2 separate regions of the Homo sapiens genome follow, and region 1 is linked to region 2. The links are chromatin loops, found by intact Hi-C in ENCODE. Cell type or tissue: OCI-LY7. All regions are shown on one strand. Each heading gives the region's core, and the rest is flanking DNA. Links, peaks and the distances in the headings are about the cores only. Region 1 overlaps ZNF532 (zinc finger protein 532). Region 2 overlaps ZNF532 (zinc finger protein 532).

The links. A loop is a pair of places that touch in the nucleus more often than their neighbours do. Peaks named below come from ENCODE experiments on the same cell type or tissue, not always from the same donor. Only the 100,000 strongest peaks of a DNase experiment are listed, where the experiment ranks them.
Region 1: a loop joins it to region 2, with 6 times the contacts of the local background. A loop is called at or near these places in 3 of 110 quality-filtered maps.

The regions. Positions count from the first base shown.
Region 1 is chr18:58,962,811-58,965,616 of GRCh38, forward strand. All of the region lies in intron 7 of ZNF532 (zinc finger protein 532), which reads left to right. Among named protein-coding and RNA genes, the nearest start is that of ZNF532, 99 kb to the left of the region's middle. In OCI-LY7, for the core only: no CTCF peak of the experiment used is centred there; DNase peaks (open chromatin) are centred at 971 and 1,251; H3K4me3 peaks cover 1,870 bases; H3K27ac peaks cover 2,344 bases.
Region 2 is chr18:58,895,960-58,898,765 of GRCh38, forward strand. The region is part of intron 2 of ZNF532 (zinc finger protein 532); the gene reads left to right. Among named protein-coding and RNA genes, the nearest start is that of ZNF532, 32 kb to the left of the region's middle. In OCI-LY7, for the core only: a CTCF peak has its summit at 1,359 (motif pointing left); DNase peaks (open chromatin) are centred at 492 and 1,042; H3K4me3 peaks cover 1,799 bases; H3K27ac peaks cover 1,566 bases.

The sequences.
Region 1 (2,806 bases), core at 117-2,616, 67 kb after region 2:
CAGGATGGTCTCGATCTTCTGACCTCGTGATCTGCCCGCCTCGGCCTCCCAAAGTGCTGGGATTACAGGCGTGAGCCACCGCACCCAGCCGGCCCTGGCATTCTTAAAGCTTCCAGGTGATTCCAGTGTTGTGGCAGGGCTGGGAACACTCATACCACCTGGGATCTGCCGCACACCTGCCCTTGCTGCTGATGCTCATTGCTGTGGCCCTCACTGTGTGACTGCTATAGCACCAACACACCTTTGTTGAGTTTATGTTTTGGGGAAGGTTGATCTCAAGTGTATTTGTTTAAAGACTCCACCCAACGTTCACTCTTGGTGGTGAAGGCAGGGGACACAACTCTCTGGATGTTGGATTTACAGCATTAGTAAGTCTGTTCAATATAATTTAAAGCCTGATTATAAATGATTTTAGGATGTCTTAATGTTTCTGTTCCTAAAGCCTTTAAGAAAAGTCCATAGATTTCATCTGCATTTTCCATACAGGGTGCAGGTGATAGGTGATTTGAATACTTGCTATTTTGTAGCCTTTCCCATTCTGAAATTCACTTTCAGTTCACTCAGAGATGTAGGTGAAAGACAGCAGTGGCAGTGAAGGAAAGTGGGAGAATGAAAGGATCAGAGTGTGGAGAGATGACCACAGCCACTGAGGCAGGTGTGCTGTTGTTACTTTTGAAAAGAATGGCAAGGCAATCAGCTTGCATTTCCTAGTTTGGGACCACCATGCTTAGAATCAGATTGACTGAGGAGCTTTACAGAGACTCTCACTTGCACAGTATTTAAAAGAAAAAAATGTGTGTGTGTGTGTGTGTGTGTGTGTGTGTGTGTGTGTGTGTATGTATATAAATTTTTAAAGTGCCCACTTGGCCGGGTGCAGTGGCTCACGCCTGTAATCCTAACACTTTCAGAGGCTGAGGCAGGAGGATTGCTAGAGCCCAGAGCTTGAGGCTGCAGTGAGCCGCAGTCGTGTCACTGCACTCCAGTGTGGGCAACAGAGTGAGACCCTGTCTCAAAAAAAAAAAAAAAAAAAAATTTAAAAGGTGCTCACCCACACAACCTGGAACCTAGCCATGTGTATGAAATGTGTGGTAGGGCATAATTGCCCCCCTTAATCTCCCTGAAACTTGTTTAGATAACTTTGTGAAATAAAACGTTACATCTCCATGTTGTTTCTGTCTTCGTGCTGTACTGTGGTGATGGCCATTAGTTAAGGGGATAAAAATACTGAAATACTGTCTAGTTTGCATAGTTCATTGCCAGATGGTTTCATTTTCATTCTTTTACTGTTAGAGTTCATCCTGTTGTCATTAGGCATGCCTTACTACAAAGTCTCTTATTTAATCTAAATGTAGGGATATAATAGATTTTTATCCTTTTAAAACTCATCTTTTAGCTATGGCGACTTTGACTTCCTGCCAAAATCCTGTTACCCTAGCAACAGGTAAAAAATTTTTTAAAAAACCAGTTTCTCCTATCTTTTTTGGCTTAGAACTTATTTGTGATCTCAAGGTTTTAGGAGAAATATCTTTAAATCAGTTGCATGTTCTCTTCTATCTCTGGTTGACTGTTAGAGAGTGATGGCTTCTCACTTGATTCTGCATTTGTGTCAGATGTGATTAAAAGGCACATTAAGAGTTTGTATATTCATGCTAGAAATGTATATCACTGCTGGCTTTATGAAACTTATTTTTCATTAGTTTTGGCCACTGGAATTGATATTTTGTTTGTGTGTGTGTGTGTGTGTGTGTGTGTGTGTGTGTGTGTGTGTGTATACACAGTTTTTCTTTTTTTTTTTAGACAGAGTCTCGCTCTGTCGCTCAGGCTGGAGTGCAGTGGCGTGATCATAGCTCAGTGCTACCTCACACTCTTGGTCACGAGCAATCTGCCAGCCTCAGCCTCCTGAGTAGCAGGGACTACAGGTGAACACCACCATGCCTGGCTAATTTTTATTGATTTTCATTTTTTTGTAGGGAGTTCGGGGTAGAGGGAGTTGTCTTTGTTGCCCAGGCTTGTCTCAAACTCCTGGCCTCAAGTGATCCTCCAGCCTTGGCCTCCCAAAGTGCCAGGATTACAGATGTGCGCCATCACACCTGGCCTATAATTTTATTATATTCTAAATATTTTTACTTCATATATTTCTTATATATTTATATACTATAGATCATATATAATACATATTTCTTATACTATATAAATCTATAATTTTTAATACTAACTTTTATTATAATTTATATTTTATTAGTTTATTTGATATTTTATTAGTATGGTTTACTATATGTAGTTTTCTGAAGTCCTCCACTTGATTTAATAAGAACTTTTTTTAATGTAAGGCTATAAATGTGTTGTAAAAAGGATGTTGAAAATTTTTGGTTCAGAGCATATTAAAGTACATATTGAACTATTGGTGATTTTGGTAGCTTGTGGCTAAATTGGAAGGCGGGGTGTTAAGGATACTGGGGCTAACACTGTCTGAGGGCTTACCCTACTTACTATCTCATTGCAGCAGGCTCCTGAGGGGAGACAGTTACGAATCCCACTTTTAGGTGAGGAAATGAAGCCTGAGAAAGGTTCAATAACTTACCCCAGGGTTTTGCAGCCTGCCAGAGGCAGGTTTCTAGCCCAGACTCTGCAGTTTGCACAGAATGAAAGCTGACATTTCAAAAGCTGCTTAATTTTAGTCTCCTTGAATCTTTCAATATAGATGTGGGACAGTTAGCAGATATGTCTTTCCATCCAGTTTTTACTTCTGCTTTTGATGTAGTCATTTTCATTTCATTTAGGTGTTCAATCTTGGTTAAAGTTGGTT
Region 2 (2,806 bases), core at 140-2,639:
TCCTACCTTAGCCTCCCAAGTAGCTGAGACCACAGGTACATGCCACCACACCTCACTAACTTTAAATTTTTAAAATAGAAATGAGGTCTCACTCTGTTGCCCAGGCTGGTCTTAAACTCTTGGCCTCAAGCGATCTTCCCACCTCAGCCTCCCAAAGTGTTGAAATTATGGGCGTCACCCAGCCAGATCCTTGCTTTTCAGTGCAGTGTAACTTTCTTCCCTGTTAAATCTAGCAGTGTTTGTTTTTTGTTGTTGTTGTTTGTTTTTTAAGTAAAATATACATAATATTTGTCATCTTAACCATAAGTGTACAGTTCAGTGAGATGAAATATGTTACCCATGGTAAAAGTTTTCCATCACCTTCAAAAAAAGCTCTGAACCAAATAAATAACTCTCCCTTCTCACCTTCCTCCTGCTTGTGGTAACTTCTCTTCTACTTCCTGTCTCTTAATTTGCCTATTCTAGGCACTTCAAGTAAGTGCAGCAGTTTTTATCTGGCCAATCTACTGTGACCCAGTCAAGCCACCACCCATGTCTGGGCTGGGAAGGTGGGGAAAGAGGCTGCTGCACATGCTTGGGATGTCTTCAGCCATATGCATCTGTCCATCTGTTCATCCACCCATCCGTCTGTCCATCCGCCCACTCAGCTATCTGTTTATCAAGGTATAACAATACAGCTTTTTTATTCCTCTCCCTCTGTAACCTATTTGGGCCTTATTTATGTTTCTCTTCTTATAAACCACCTCAGATCTTTCTGTAGAGGTATTTATTAAGTAAAACAACACCACCACATGACGGACATAAATATTGAAAAGACCAATCGATTGGAAGGATTAATCAGTAGAGGGAGGTGTTTTCAGGGGATTTAGACAGGAGGAAGATAGCCTAGGCTGACAAATGGAGCAGATGAAGATAAATCGGCAAAATAAGTAGGGAGACAAGATCCCTGTCCCATGTGACCATGCATTTGAAAGCAGGCAGCCCAGCGAGGTAGAGGCATGAAAGGCTGTATGGACTGCGCTCTTCAAAGGGCTGTGGTTTTGTTCTGGGGTCTAGTCTTAGGTTGTAAGCTTTTTTCTCTTCTCTTTCTGTTTTTTCCCCCGGGGCTTGAACAGACTCAAAATACTCTTAGGGTTGGAATTTCTCTTTGATTCTGGTCTTGGTTAGCAGGGGTGGGGGGGATTGTTATGAACATTTCATTAGATGTGTGTGCTCTTAGATATGGTCAGTTTGACTGAACAGTTGCTCTGTTTCTGCATTAAGCACGTAATTTTGTAAGTTTTGTAGCTTTTTGGAATATAAAGTAGTTGAATACTTAAAGCTCCCCCTGCTGCCTTCCCTTTATTTTTAACTTGGACTGAGCAAGGTTCTTCTAAATGCATTGAGGTTGGGGGGAAAAAGACCTAAAAAAGAAAAATACACTGAATAATACTTTCACATATACACGAAACCTGATTTTGCAATCTAAAATGACTGTTTTTGGGTTTTCAATTATGGAACATTTTCTGACAAATAATAGAATTTGCTGTATTTCACTGTAAACAGTTTTGAGAATGCACTAAATGCAACAACAACCTTAGGATTAGTTATCATGACAGATTGGCATTAGGAAAAATGATGAGTATATTTTATGTTCTGGAGGAATGAGACTTGAAGAGCAGAGCAATTTTTAAGTTGTTTACATCGAGGGAAGAGATGTAAAGTTAAGATTGGCTGGGCGCGGTGGCTCACACCTGTAATCCCAGCACTTAGGGAGCCCGAGGCAGGCAGATCACCTGAGATCAGGAGTTTGAGACCAGCCTGGCCAACATGGCGAATCCCCATCTTTACTAAAAATATGAAAATTAGCCAGGAGTAGTGGCAGGTGCCTGTAATCCCAGCTACTTAGGAGGCTGAGGCAGGAGAATTGCTTGAATTCAGAGGCGGAGGTTGCAGTGAGCCGAGACCATGCTACTGCACTCCACCCTGGGTGACAAAGCAGTGGGACTCTGTCTCAAAAATAAATAAGTAAGTAAATAAATAAATGAATAAAGATTATTACTTAACTCCTTTCAACAATTTAAAATTTTTTGTCAAAGTAATACATGTACATAGATCAAAAAAATAGTACTTTACATCATAATTCCCTTAGGCAGTGAATTTGAATTTTTTGGTTTGTTCTGTTATTTCTAAATAATGTGCTTACATTGCTAAACTTGGACTTGTTCATTTGAGATAGTACCTGCTGACTGTGTGTGGTCAGAGAGAAGGTGACAGACCTGGACTGTGGAGGCAGAATCCTCTTGCTCACTAGCCACGTGTCCTTGAGCAAGACACTTAAACTTCTCTGTCTTATAGAATAGGAATAATCACCACCATCATCATAATGGCTCCGAGGCCTACCTTTAATGTATGTAGGGCCTGGGGCAAGAGTACTAATGGAGACCAGATGGCTAAATATTTAAAAGGTATATTTAAATATTTACAAGGTATATATGATATGCCTAAATATTTAAAGGGTTCAAATCTACCTCTGTCTATGGCCTGGCCCCTGTGTTCACCCAGGTCCTTGCAGCCTACTCTCCCTGAAGACCAGAGTCTAACAGACAGCCTCACACTTGGACCAGCCCTGAGCCAGGCCCCGGAGTCTGCCCCGGCAGCCCAGCGTGAATGCCGCGCTAGACCCGCTGATCCCAGGTGTAGTCTTGGCAGCTCAAGCTTCCCAGGAGCCTGTCTCCATCTAGGGTGATTTTATCGTATTCCCTCACACCTTGATTCTCTGATTTCCAGGCACTTCTAAGCACCTCCCCAAAACTGTACCATCTGT